2 separate regions of the Mus musculus genome follow, and region 1 is linked to region 2. A link is a contact called in ENCODE Hi-C or POLR2A ChIA-PET data. All regions are on one chromosome and are shown on one strand. Each heading gives the region's core, a stretch centred on a gene start or an enhancer-like site at or near the end of the contact. The rest is flanking DNA. Distances are from core to core; before and after follow the strand shown. Region 1 holds the start of Man2a2 (mannosidase 2, alpha 2). Region 2 holds the start of Rccd1 (RCC1 domain containing 1).

The links. A loop is a pair of places that touch in the nucleus more often than their neighbours do. ChIA-PET counts read pairs that join two places held with the same protein, here RNA polymerase II (POLR2A).
Region 1: POLR2A ChIA-PET joins it to region 2 with 11 read pairs in Patski. The contact joins the promoter of Man2a2 here to the promoter of Rccd1 in region 2. A Hi-C loop is called at or near these places in 5 of 37 maps with a recorded cell type or tissue (T-helper 1 cell, T-helper 17 cell, T-helper 2 cell and 1 more). POLR2A ChIA-PET finds 5 or more read pairs at or near these places in 4 of 5 experiments (Patski and embryonic stem cell).

What each region holds. Positions count from the first base shown.
Region 1 is chr7:80,369,451-80,376,469 of GRCm38, reverse strand. Man2a2 (mannosidase 2, alpha 2) reads left to right here and starts at 5,095. Exons shown (of 24, transcript NM_172903.4): 1 at 5,095-5,368; 2 at 5,541-5,738; 3 at 6,725-6,877. The coding sequence starts at 6,746.
Region 2 is chr7:80,321,084-80,328,522 of GRCm38, reverse strand. It overlaps Rccd1 (RCC1 domain containing 1), which reads left to right and starts at 4,069. Exons shown (of 9, transcript NM_173445.4): 1 at 4,069-4,773; 2 at 7,180-7,246; 3 at 7,342-7,439. Unc45a (unc-45 myosin chaperone A) reads left to right here. Exons shown (of 20, transcript NM_133952.2): 15 at 4-70; 16 at 492-605; 17 at 825-940; 18 at 2,097-2,214; 19 at 2,355-2,510; 20 at 2,646-3,231. The coding sequence ends at 2,903.

The DNA.
Region 1 (7,019 bases), core at 3,846-6,345, 47 kb before region 2:
CGCTCTGACTGAGGAGGAAGAAAAGCCGCTCAGTTGCTGAGCAACCGGCCCCCATCCTCCAAGCCACTCGAGGCTGCAAACATGACATGGATATAAAGGAGAAAACTACAGAGAAATCCAGGGCTTGTAGCAGAGTCCTCACAAATGCGATTAAACAGCTCAATGAGATGACTTCTTGCCATCTGGTCCCGGGAGGGAGGCTACCGGTTCAGACCACTGTGAGCCAGCCTAGAATCACGATGGCCACCTCAGGTGCTCAGGTGATGAAATGGTCACTCTCCCCCCCACCCCACCCCCACACACTGCACATTTTATCTACTTCCTGGGCTGGGGAGGGAAAGGGATTTCTTCATGCCTTCTTAGGGATAATTTCGGGGAACCCATTTAGTTATTAGGTAATACATCTCGTAGGGTTGCACCCATGGCAAAAGTCAAGAGGCCTTTTGTAAAAGTCAAAAGCGTGTGTGCATATGGTGGCTTCAGAGGAGATCCAGCAGAAAAGCCACCCAGGGGACCCAGCTGTTCTACCAAGAGGTCATTAAAGTGAAATGTGACCCTACCCAAAAAGGCAGGGTTTCAGTTCTCATTGGGAGTGAAAGATAGAGATCTGGGCCACTGTTGACAGTTCCTTTGGGCAGACAGGTGGGCCACCCAGCAGCCATGCCCTCTCAGCTGTGGTGTGTTCTAAGAGACAAGGAACTGCCTGACATCACACTGTCACCACATCCTTCGCTCTCCATAGACAAGGGGCAAGGTTAGAGGCCTAGGTCTCTGGAGTGACTCCCGGGGAGGGGGCCAACCTTTACTTCCCAGGCCTAGCCAAGTGGCTGATATCAGAGAAGGAAGAGGAGGGCCTTTATGCAAGAGCTAATAGAAACGGGAGAGCTGATACTATCGCCTTTTATCAGCCCTGAGTGGCCAGTAAAAGAAATGACTCATGGCCTATGACACACACCAGTGGTTACGAACCACAGAATTCTTGGAACAGACTGGTATGCAAGGACATCCTGAGAGCCTTTCTTGGGCATGTCACTGCATTGAGACGAAGAACATCAGTTTGCCCGCATGACCGTAACAAGATGTCCTCAATACTACTGCTCCCTGAGTCCCCTGATATTGGCCCCAGGGGACAGGGTAACACAGAGAAGCCTGGGATCCTGTGATGGCTGATCCTCACTGTCACTTTGATTGGATGGTGGGTCACCTGAGAGACTGGTGAGGCTCACCTGAGGTATATGGGTGAGAGTGTTCCTGGGAGAAGTGGCTGAGGGAGGACCTACCCTGACCGAGGGGGACCACTATCCCACAGACTAGGGTTCCAGACCCTAAAACAGGACAAGAAAAAAGCCAACCCAGGTACAGTGGCTCATGTCTGTAATTCCAGCCACTGGGAGGTGGAGGCAGGAGGATCAGGAATTCACATGACAGGAAACCCTGTCTGAGAGAGAGAGAGAGAGAGAGAGAGGGAGGGAGGGAGGGAGGGAGAGAGAGAGAGAGAGAGAGAGAGAGAGAGAGAGAGAGAGAGAGAGAGAGAGAGAGGTTAAGCCCAGCAAGACACTGTCTCAGAATTACCAAACCCCAAACAAAACACCTCTAGCAAACTATCTGAAAGAGGCATTGGAGAGCATGCATCTACTTCACAAGCTTATTCTACGGCCGTGGCTCTCAACCTTCCCACTGCTGCGACCCTTTAGTGCAGCTCCTCATGTTGTGGTGACCCCAACCATAAAATTATCTCATTGCTGCTTTATAACTGCCATTCTGCTACTCTTATGAATTATAATACAAATATCTGATATGCAGGAGATCTGATAGGCAGCCTCATAGGGGCCAGGCCCACAGGCTGACAACTGCTGCCCTACAGTTACCCATCTATAAGCAGGGCCCCAACAAAAAAGTGCCCCTTTGGGCCAGCAAAGTGGATCAGTGAGGGAAGGTGTGTTCCACGAAGCCTGGTGACCTGAGTTGGATCCCTGGGACACACACGGTGGAAGGACAGCTGTAAGCTGTTCCTCTGGCCTCTGCTGGTGCTCCACCCTGAAACACACACAGGGGTGGGTGGATTTCTATGACTTTAAGGCTCGTCTGATCTGCATAGAGAGTTTCAGGCCAGCCAAAGTCTCAAACCCCAGAAAATTTAAAAGTGGAAACCAAAGCTAGAGAGATAGCTCAGCTTTCTAAGGGCTCTAAAGGCTCTGCCACTCTTACAGAGGGCCCGCGTGGCCGCTCATTTGAGATACTTGGGACATTGAGGCTCCTGGGAACCTGGACCTGGTTGGAGGACTGATCAAGCAAACCAAACAGCAGGCGGAGTGCAGCAAGCAACTGTGGCTGGAAGCCAGGGCTTGGATATTTTGCATAGAAAAGGGAACTTCAGGCAACAGGCAAAGAGGGGGCTTTGCGGCTTGGCTTGGCAAGCATCAATCGGAAAAGCACCTGCTACCCTTTTACTGACTTATGAGGAGACGCCGGTAGGCTGGCAGCCTGGTGCTGGTGCCACGAGTCTCACCTTGTGTAGGAAGAACCCCGTGGCCTGTAAGTGGAGCACGGGTCCGACAAGGCTAAGGAACCTTCCCATCAAAAGCGTGCGTGGAAGCCAATGGCCAACAGCAGCTGGGCAGAACTAATAGTGCTCTGCAAAAACCGAAGCTACTGTCACCTGGGATGTGGCAGGCCACCCGGGACTGACACGAGAAAACTCAAGACCACAACTGATACAAGGCCAAAGACACTCAGCCAATATTTCTGGACACTAACTGGACAGCCAAGTGGCCGAGAGATTCCCAGAAGATATGGTGTAGGCACTTAAACCCAGATAGTTCCGGTGGATAGACCACCTTGAGGGTAGACTGATTTTTTTTCTGTGTCTGACACAGCTGTCTGCATATGCACAGAAAACGGAAGCTCTGTTAAGCATTTGTTTTGTTTTGTTGAGATAGTTTTGCTGCAGAGCCCTAACTGGCCTGAAACTAATTATGTAGACTAAACTGGCTTTAAACGTGCAGATAAGAGGGAACATGGTGGCCTATACTTTTAATCCCAGTGCAGAGGCAGGCAGATCTCTAAGTAGAGTACAAGGCCTGCCTAGACTATAGAGAGAGTGCTAGGCTGGTCAGGGCTATGCAGAAAGACCCTGTCTCAAGACAAAACATAAAAGCAAAACACCACCACCAGTATCTAGGAAGAGTAGACCATCCTCTGCCTAAATATGCATCTGAAAACTGTTCTTAGCTGGATCCACAAGAAGCTGGATTGCAGGGGGATAGCACTATTGAAATCAGCTATGACAGAGTACTTGCTATTGCTGTATGGTGAGGCTGGACCACAAGTGTACTATGATTCTCTCCCAGGCCAGAGGAGGCCAGCAGACTGGAGAAAGACCCACCCCTCATCCCCATTTTGTAAAAGACTACACCTTACTGCCTTTTTATATCCCCCTTTTTTAAAAAAATTAAGTTTTTATTTATTTATATGAATACACTTTAGCTGTCTTCATGCACACTAGAAAAGGGTCTTGGATTCCATTACAGATGGTTGTGAGCCACCGTGTGGTTGCTGGAAATTGAACTGGGGACCTCTGGAAGAACAGCCAGTGCTCTAACCACTGAGCCACCTGTCCAGCTCCCCCACCCCTTTTTCCTGTTTCCGTAGCATGTAGGCTCTCTTCCTTCTTGGAGGCCACTGTAGTTACAAACTGCTTGATTCCTTCTCTCTCTCTCTCTCTCTCTCTCTCTCTCTCTCTCTCTCTCTCTCTCTCTCTCTCTGTGTGTGTGTGTGGTGTGTGTGTGTTTGCAGTCACTGTGGCACATATGTAGGAGATCAGAGGAGTCTTTCCTTCCACCACGTGGACTCTGAAGATCACACTCAGGTCATCAGGCTTGGTGGCATCTTTACCCACTGAGCCACCTCACTGGCTTCTGGGTTGCTATTATTTTTATTTTGAGACAGGGTCTCACCATGCTGCCCAGGCTGGCCTGGGACTCACCAAGATCTGCCTTATCTCTGTTTCTTGACTGCTGAGGACCTGGGTTCTGGGATGTTTTTATAAGGACAGGATAATCTGCTTTCTAAGGGCTCTGCCTTCATGAGCTAATCTTAATCTTATCAAAGCCCCACCTCCCGATATGGTCAAATCTGGGGACAGAACTTCAAGATGTGAACCTGGGGTTAGGGGTAGTCTACAACAGAGAGTAATATTTGTTTTGCTACGTAGTCCAGGCTAGTGTCCGTTTGCTGGGATCCTCTAGCCTCAACTTCCCAAGAGCTGGACTTTTAGTGGGCCAGCTCAGTTTCAGGCAGTAATTTTAGCAATCTTTTTTTCTTTTGAAACAGGATTGCAAATGTGTAGTCCAAGATAGCTTCGAATTTGTGTCAATCTGAGACAGGAGGATTTATAGGTGTGTGCCACTACGATCTAGCAAGCAATCTCCCCCCCCCCCCCCCCCAAGTAGCTATGGCTGTCCCGGAACTCAAAATGTAAAACAGACTGGCCTCGAATTCAGAGATCTCCCTGCCTCTGCCTTCCAGGTGCTGGGACTAAGCACGGGCTCCTACATCCATCCAAATATTAATCTTAAAAGGAAGAAAAGTGTGGAATTTGTGGAGATGTTCATTGCAGTATGGTATCTTACGCTGTAAATTGGAAACATGGATGCTCAATAAACCTTTAACCGGATGATATGCATTTCGCCCTTAGTGTCAGGAAACCCAGAGCCACCCGGAACTCACAAAACCTAGAGGGAGGCACTATTCCTTTGACTAAGAAACATCACTATTGAGCCAGGCAGGGAGGCCACGAAGCACCGCACGGTTTTGCCCTTTCTGCTCCTGCCTAAATCTTACTCTTGGAAGACCAAGAGAAAAAACAAAAACAAAAACAAAAAAAACAAAAACACAACAAGAAACAGTGGCGCGACCTTGCTGGGGTTCCGCCACTCCCGCCCTGCCGGGTCAACGGCTGCGCACAGCCGCCCCGCAGCCATAGCGGACCCCGGCACCGACCCAGCGGGAGGCGACCGAGTCGGGTGCCAGGGGGCGCTGCGGAACCCGGCGGGGGGCGAGGCAGCGGCGGGACCCGGCACTAGGGGACGCTGCGCGCGGTCCCCCGCGCCCCTCCTCCTGCCGGGCGCACCGCTCGGCCCCGTGGAGGCGGGAGCGCGGGAGCACAGGCGCGGGGCGAGCGCAGGGAGCGCGCAGCGGCCCTGGCCCCCGCGGGAGCGCGGCTGCGGGGCCGAGCAGGGGCGGTGGGTGGCCAGGCGTCCCTCTTAGCCTGCGCAACTGCCCGCGCGCGGGCCGCGGTCCCCCGGGATGCGAGCAGTGGCGGCTCGGCCGGCCGGGTCCCGAGCGGCGCGGAGGCCGGCCGCGTACGGTAACGGGCCAGGCGGGGCGTGGGCGAGGACTCCAGCCTGCAGGCCGCGAGCGTTGCGGCCCCCGGGTGCCGGTTGAGCCCCGAGGGCCGGAGGGGGGCTGGGCGGGCCGGAGGAGGGGGGTTACATCTCGGCAGGTAATTGCCCCACGGTGACCCAGCTCCTGCTCCCTAGCTCCGCCCTCTTTGGCCCGGACCCAATCTCCAGGGACTAAAAATATTGCCCGGAGGCTCCTGAGCGGAATCAGATCGCATTAAGTAGGACGCAGGCTGAGGTGACTGAGCTTTTCAGCACCAGGGCCCGAAGAGCAGACTCCAGAGAGCGGTCCCGCCCACGCGCGTTCAGCAGCTAGCGTCCTCCCTCCTCCGGCAGGCAAGTGGGGACTCGCGGGCGGTGGCGGCAGGCACTGTGGGTCGTCTCGAGTTGCCCCGTTTCGGAGCCGCTGTGCCTGGCTTCCGCTACCCTGGGGACTTTATCAGTCTCGCCGCTAGCTTCCTAAGAGTCCCTTTAAAGCACTCTGGAAGCCAGGACTGGAAGTTTTGCACAGCAGGAATCAGTACTGATGGGGACAATCCTAGAACTGGGTTGCGTTAGAAACATGGGCATTTCTTTTTCTCTTAAAAGAAATCCATTCTGTATTCTCTGAGATAGGATCTGGGCCAGGCACTGTTTCTGCTGAGTTCCAGTCAGCCCCAGGAGGTCACAGGGGAGGCAGGGTGTGAGTGTGTGTGTGTGGGGGGGTTGTCTGTCTCTCCAGCTGGTGATTGTACCCCTAAATCAAACAAAATAAAACCTCTTGTATTTATGTATACATCTGAAGGGAGGAAACACGTGGCTTGGGAGAGCCTTCTCAGAGTCCTGAGCAAGCTGTTTGCAATCAGTGGTTGTGTAATGAAGTGTGGGTCAGAGTTGGGGCTCTGTTATCCCTGTTTGTTTGTTTGTAATGTGTTACATTTATTTATGTGCATGTACGTCACAGAAAACATGCGGCAATCAGAGGACAATTTGTGGTAGTTGGTTTTCACCTTCCACCATATGAATCAAATGAATCGCTTTGGTTGTCAGGCTTGCCTGCAAGTGCCTCTTTACCTACTGCACCCCCACACTCCACATCCTGGTTTCTATAGCTTGGGCTGAGGGGAATCAGAACTCCTCTCCTACAGGACCAGCCCCAAATATATGTGCTACTTGTGTGTTGGGAGTCATAACCAAGATTTGGTACTTGAAAGCTTACTTGCTTTTTTACCCAGAGTCAAGCAAGTAGGTTGGTTCTCCTTGGGAGTCCACAGAGCGTTTGTTAGGAACACCAACAGAAGGGTTTTGCATGCCAGAACTACAGGTGGTGTCTCTCCTGCCAGGAACGTGCCTCCTGGGTCAGTATGAAGCTGAAAAAGCAGGTGACGGTGTGTGGGGCTGCTATCTTCTGTGTGGCCGTCTTTTCTCTGTACCTTATGCTGGACCGAGTGCAGCATGATCCTGCCAGACACCAGAATGGTGGGAACTTCCCCAGGGTGAGTCACACCTTGTTCTCTTCTTCAAATGCAAGTCACCTGGGCTCAGGAGAGTCTTGTCAGCACAGGACAAGAGCACCCCCCCACCCCCATTGTCTTAGAGATTGGACCTAGAGCCTCCTCATGGGCATGCGTGCATATA
Region 2 (7,439 bases), core at 2,820-5,319:
CAGGGTCTTCCTGGCTTTGGTGGAAGAGGTGGAGGATCGAGGTACTGTGGTTGCCCAGGGAGGGGGCAAGGTAAGCTGGTTTCTGACTCCTTCCTGAGCCATCCACCTGTAAGACATGACTCAGTGGCTGCTGGCCCTGGGGGACACTAAGAGTGGCCAGCAGGAACTTTTGCCAGTGGAGTGTGATACTTCTGTGGACAGGCTCCTTGGAGTCCTTTGGACCCATAAAGAGCCTGAGCTTGCCTCCTTTTCCCTCTGGGGCCCCAGGGCTCTGCACAACCCATGGTTAGCACCTAATGGGTGGTTGAGGAAAGTGTGGGTAGTTTCAGTGAGAGACCTCAAAGTGAAGGGAGTGGAGTCTGAGCAGGGAGTATTCTCAGACCCAAGGAGAGAGTTGGGGGGCTGGGGGAGAGTGCAGTAAGGATCGATGGCTTGGACCTTGTGCTCCCGGGGCCAGCCTGGGTGCTGACAGGGCTGGGGTCGTTTGACAGGCTCTGCTCCCCCTGGCTCTGGAAGGCACTGATGTTGGGCAGACCAAGGCCGCCCAGGCTCTTGCCAAGCTGACCATTACCTCCAACCCAGAGATGACCTTTCCTGGCGAGCGGGTATGTGTCTCCTTGCTCTGACTGTGGACCCCCCCCCCCCCGTTTCCTCATTATGCCCTGAGGAGCCCTGGCCTGGGCCCCTTCTCATGACCATCAGGAAGTGGCAGTTTTGCTGAGTCCTGGGGTAGGAAGAGACAGCCATAGAGCCACTGTCTTGGGTGGGCTCCCTGCTGGGGTCTTGGGATTGGGTGAACACTGATAGGTGCAGTTCTATCACAGATCTACGAAGTAGTCCGGCCCCTTGTCTCTCTGCTGCACCTCAGCTGCTCAGGACTGCAGAACTTTGAGGCCCTCATGGCCCTAACAAACCTGGCAGGGATCAGTGAGAGGCTCAGGTAAGGACCCGCTGGGAGCCTGGTATGGGGATTTGGGGGAGCCTCACTCACTCACTCTGTAGTTTGGAAGCCAGTTCCTGGTCACTCTTTGTGCCTCACAATGACTCCTCTGCAGCCTACAGATGAAGAGTCATGCCAGGGGAGGCAGGGTGAAGCTCTGGGGCCCCGACTTTACCCTCTATTTCCTTCTCTCCCCAGGCTGCTGACACTCAGTGGCTCATGGTATAATCCTAAGAAAGCTTTTAAGTCCTTCTGCCTCAGTTTCTTCTCTGTGAGTTAGTTATTTAACCCGTGAAGTAGGAGCGTGGAGAGCTGGCTGAGAAAATGCTTGTAAAACTCTTTATCAGGCACAAGTGGGTGTTGTGGCTCATGCCAAGGGAGGAAGAGTTCTTGGCTGTGAGTTCTAGGCCAGGCTAGGTTATAATCTGTTTCAAAAGCCACCTCCCTGACCTCTCCTGAAAGCCATTAGTTCATAGTATCTGGCCCTGGCAGTAGTCACAGTGAACATTTATTAGCTGTTAGTACTAATTGTGACCTTGAATACATCACTCACCACGCGGCCCAGTTTCTGCTTTGGCTAAATAGTGACGGTAGCCACCTCTGCACTCTACATTAAGGAAGGTAATTCAAGCATGGGGTTATGATGAGTACCAGGTGAAATAGTTCAAGCGGCTCGGACAGGTTCAGTGCGCAAACGGTTGATGTTTACAGAGCCGTCTTCATAACCACCCTGCTTTGCTAACTTCCGGGATGCTTAACAACCCCATGCTGGGGCTGGAGAGATGGCTCAGCGGTTGAGAGCACCGACTGCTCTTCCGAAGGTCCTGAGTTCAAATCCCAGCAACCACATGGTGGCTCACAACCATCTGTAACCAGATCTGATGCCCTCTTCTGGGTGTCTGAAGACAGCTACAGTGTACTTACATATAATGAATAAATAAATCTCTTAAAAAACAAACAAACAAACAACCCAACCCCATGCTGTTTCCTGCCAGGCCAGAAGGCTAGAAAGCACTGCAGTTCCTAACCAGCACAGCAGAGTCTTTGGGCATTGCTAGGGGAGCACCTGAGCTCAGGGCTCAGCCACCCGGGATAGGGCGGCACCTATGGATATGGAGACTCTGGTCATACGTGTCCTTCCACCTTCACCCCGCAGGCAGAAGATCCTGAAGGAGAAGGCTGTGCCCATGATTGAGGGCTACATGTTTGAGGAGCATGAGATGATCCGCCGCGCAGCTACCGAGTGCATGTGTAACTTAGCCATGAGCAAAGAGGTGAGCGTTGGTCTGGCCGGTCGCCATGACTGACAGGTGCCGGGGTTGGTCCGGTGGTTGCCATGACAGGTACCAGCAGCCCTGCCCTTCGGCTAGGCTTTGAACCCCGGTAGCATGGTCCTTGCCTCCATCTGTCCCAGGTGCAAGATCTCTTCGAGGCCCAGGGCAATGACCGGCTGAAGCTGCTGGTGCTGTACAGCGGCGAGGATGATGAGCTGCTGCGGAGGGCGGCTGCTGGGGGCCTGGCCATGCTCACCTCCATGCGGCCCGCACTCTGCAGTCGTATCCCTCAAGTGGTGAGTACCTGGTCTGGGCGGGGGAGGCTGAAGGAGCTAGCAGTTCCCTACATGGTGGTATGGCTGTTGTGTCGGGGAGTTCCTAGAGCGTAGATGTGGTTTCTGCCAGTCTTCACATCCGCCCGTTTCCTACAGACCACACACTGGCTGGAGATCTTGCAGGCCCTGCTCCTCAGCCCCAACCAGGAGCTGCAGCACCGGGGCACCGTGGTGGTGCTGAACATGATGCAGTCTTCGAAGGAGATCGCCGGCACCCTGATGGAGAGTGAGGTCCTGGAGATCCTGTCAGTGTTGGCCAAGGGCGAGGAGAGCCCAGTCACCAGGGCTGCCGCAGCCTGCCTGGAGAAAGCAGTGGAATATAGACTCATCCAACCCAACCAGGACGGAGAGTGACGATCGGCCCGGGGCCCACAGCTCACGCATCTGTCACCCTTCACAGCTCTGAGTCAGCACTGGGATGCTCGATACTTGCCTCGCCTCCACAGCTGCCACAGTTGCACTTTGGTGTTCTCAGGACACACAGCATACAGCCCTGCCCTGCCAGCACTCAGGAGGGCCCTGTCTGTACTGTAGAGAGCTGAGGCTGGGGGACGTACATCCCATTCAAGCCTGAGGATTATGGGCATCAAGAAGGAAGGACACAACAGCATCCTCACATGCTGGGAGCATCATCAGAGCCTGCCAGCAGGCTCACCCCGCTAATAAATTCTGTGGAACTAAAGCATCTGTTTGTTGTTGTAGGCGGGGCTGCTGAGGGTGGGACACTCAGGAGCAACAGCTGGACATCAGCAAAGTGTGCTGTAGAGCGCTGTTGCTGTAACAGAAGGAAGCCAGTGGGCCCATGGAGAACCTTTGTAGACAAGGCCTTAATATGGGTAGGACAGGCTGGCTTCAAACTGATAATCCTTTCTCAACCGTTAAGAGTTGTAGGAATTACAAGTGCCAACACCCACGCTGGTTTCTTTCTAAATCCTGGTGAGTTAGCCTAAAGCTTAGGAAGCTGATCAAATTTCAGTGTCTTTTTTTTTTTTTTTTTTTTTGTTTGTTTGTTTGGTTGGTTTTTTCTTTTTCTTTCTTTCTTTTTTTTTTTTTTTTTGGTTTTTTTTCGAGACAGGGTTTCTCTGTATAGCCCTGGCTGTCCTGGAGCTCACTTTGTAGACCAGGCTGGCCTCGAACTCAGAAATCCGCCTGCCTGTGCCTCCCGAATGCTGGGATTAAAGGCGTGCGCCACCACTGCCCAGCTTTTTTTTTTTTTTTTTTTTTCAGTGTCGTTTTTTTATGCTGGTCCTTGGATACATTTGTCATGATATTGTGAGTTTTCTGTGATCTCTACCCAGTCTGTGTTTGGAATTTGGGGTCAGTGTGCGCTTCCCTCGGGGAAAATACATTTTTCTGTAACTCTGCCAGGTTGAAGGAGAAACAGGACTCAAATAGATTCCCTATATGGCTAGGAACACCGGTTTCTTAGAGGCTGGAGTCCAGGCTTGGCACTCATTGGCTCAGTACAAGTAAGTGACAGAGCCTGGGCCAATCAGTGAAGGCACTAGTACTACAGCTTCCTGTTTGGCCCTCAGTCCTGCGCTTGTTCAGTAGTGAACGACCTCCTTCCTTGTTCAAAGGGAATGGAGGGTGTCAGGGCTTGGTCTTCGCCCGCCGTTTCCCTCGGATCGTCAAGAGTATCCATTCATTCAGTGGTTCCAACCGCGTCCACTGCTGTTGGCGCGCACAGGAGACTTCAGCCTACTGCCTGGTGGCAGGTAACCCGGCGCATGTGTGCCGGTCAGGCGCGCCCCAGTGGTGACGTCACCGCTCGTGCCTGCGATTGGCTCCGAAAAGCTGGCGCACCGAATGACCGCGTTGCTTGGCGCGGAGGCCCTTAAAAAGTGCTTTACTCCGCCGGCCATCTGTTCCCCGAGCCATACATTACTATGCGCTGCTCACTTTCAAGGTTTCCTGCTTAAAGGGCTTTCCTGATGAGTTGAGGGTACAGGCTAATGGGAAGATGAAAGATTCCTTTGGTTGGGGATCCAGGAGCTGTAGTCTCAGATCTGACTTAAGAGGCTCGAGAGTGTCTGTAAAATTCTGATCCATTCGAGTGAAGTGGCGTTGCATTTTGAACCGCGCGACTGTCTCCCAATTTCAGCCTGAGCTCCCTGGGACCCATAGTCATCACATTAAGTCAAAGGAAAGGCGCAGCAAAGACTTCTTGAATAAACGACCGAGTAAGGTCCAGTGGAAATTGTCCAAATGCCTCTGAAACCCGGTAAGAGCCAATGGTCATTTTCGTCGTTAAATTCTACTGTGTAAACTAAGCTAGGACTGTTTACACTTAAATTTTGATTTGTATTTATTGCAAACAGTTCTGCTAGGTAGATACAAGCAGTGCTGTCCCCACTCGCCTTGTAAAACTGAAGTTGTGCAATAGGATCCAGGTGCACAGGCACGCCCACCTAGGTCCCAGGTGTTTATTCTTCTTGTTGGGACGAGGCTTATAAATCCATAGGACACGGCTCAGCTCCACACTTGCTGTGTGATTGGGAGTCTAGAGAAAAATGGAGTCAATTTGAATGGAGACTCGGGGTTAAAGTTCTCAAGGCTAAGAGACTGGAGCTGTGGGCCTCAGATCCTAGTGTTGTATCTGATCTCCCACGTACATGCCTCACAGTTCCCTTGTGGTAATAGAAATAAGTTCTGGGTTGCAAAGAAAGAGACCACTGTTAAGGCCTAGATGGAAGGTTAAGGCCTAGGTAACCGTTACCTGGACAGCCTGCCATTATAAAGAAACTTTCTCATGTTTGTGCTGTTCCTAAGGAACTTTCTAATGCTAAGATTGATTATATAGTTATGTTCTGTGCCCTTGAAACCAATCACGATAGAAGTCAGTAGAACGACTTTGTATAGTTACCCTTGGACCCGAAACAACCACCCTGCAGCACTTTCTGCACCTGTGTATAAGCTTTTATAGTGTAAGCTGCCCCTGGGATGGGCCCCAAGGTAAGAGAGTCACCTGAGCCAATATAAGGAACTATTTGGAATAAGACTTTCATTTTGGCTGGGCAGTGGTGGTGCACGCCTTTAATCCCAGCAGTTGGGCGGCAGAGGATTTTAGAGTTTGAGGCCAGCCTGGTCTACAAAGTGAGTTCCAGGACAGCTAGGGCTATATAGAGAAACCCTGTCTTGAAACAAACAAACAAAAAAAGACTTCCATTTTGAGTAGGGGCCAAGTAGAGTTTAAATTCTCAAGACCTCCCTGAGAACTGACATCCTATTTTGCAGAAAGAAACATGTGTGTGGGTAACTAATCCTGGTAGACAAGTTAAGATATGAATATTGAACAAGAAAGAGAAGAAAGAAAAAAAAAAAACAAAAAGAAAAAAAAACAACAAAAAAAAACAAAAAGAAAAAAAAAGATATGAATATTGAACAGTGCACATCCTCTGCTACAGCTGAACACCCCAACCAATGGGAGCAGGATAAGTGTACAACAAAGACCTGCACCCACAAAGTAGCTCACAGCTGTCTCTAAGTCCCGTTCCAGGGCATCCTAAACCCATACACAGACACACATGCAGGCAAAAAAGCATGCACAGAAAATAAAATAATAAAATAAGGAATACCATGCCCCAAATTGGGTAGTCGTGTAAGACTTAGTCCATGGAAATTAAGGAGGAAAGAGAAAAGGGTCACTGGTCATTGGACTTTGAGAAAACACAGGGTTTACTGGTGTGTGTGTGTGCAACATTTTCAAAATAGTCTTACAAGGGACAGGGAGATAAAGATCTAGACACCAGGCCAGCTAGAGAAGTACTGGCACATGCCTTTGATCTCCACAATCAGAAGGCAGCGATGGGGCGATCTTTGTGAGTTTGAAGCCAGCCTGTTCTACATAGTGAGTTCCAGGACAGCAAGGGCTTGTGTAGAGAGACCCTGCCTCACATTAAAAGGGTGTGGGGAAGCTTAGTGGTGAAGGGCACTGCTGTTCTTGCGGAAGACCTGGGTTCAGGTCTAGCACCCACATGATGGCTCACACTCCAGTACCAGAGGGTCTGATGCCCTCTTCTGCCCTTTAGTAACACCAGACACAAACATGGTGCACAGACAGACATGCAGGAAAAACATCTCTACACATATTGTAAAATAAATCTTTTATTTTATTATTTTATTTTCTGTGCATGCTTTTTTGCCTGCATGTGTGTCTGTGTATGGGTGTAGGATGCCCTGGAACGGGACTTAGAGACAGCTGTGAGCTGCTTTGTGGGTGCTGGGAATTGAACCTGGGTCCTCTGGAAGAGCAGCCAATGTTCTTAACCACTGAGTCGTCTCTCCAGTCCAAAATAATAAATCCTTTTTTTTTTAACCACTTCTTTTTTTAAAACCATTTTAAAAAAAAAGCTATTTATTTGTTTTATGTGTTTGAGTACACTGTAACTGTCTTCAGACACCAGAAGAGGGCATTGGATCCCATTGCATATTGATTGTGAGCCACCATGTGGTTGCTGGGAATTGAACTCAGGACCTCTGGAAGAACAGTCAGTGCTCTTAACCGCTGAGATGTCTCTCCAGCCCCACCCCACCCCCCAACCCCAAATAATAAATCTTAAAAAAAATTTTTTTTCTTGCCTTGAATACAAGTTTGACTTAAAAGACACATACTTAATATTTCTTACAGCTGTACGCTGGATTTGAGCCAAAAGTAGAAGTGGTCAGCTGCAGACAGTTCAGCAGTCAAAAATCTGGTAGGACCTTTGGCCAAAGCTCTGCTCCGTGGACAGTAGTGGGATGGACTCCGTTTGCCCGGTGATTAGGATGGCATACTGTCTCTATTTTACAGGTAGTGCAACTTCAGCCCCCTGGAAGGCAGGATTTGCCAGCGTTCCTAAGGTGTCCTGTTTGCAAGAGTCTCCTTGGTTTGCAACCTTAATCTTGCAT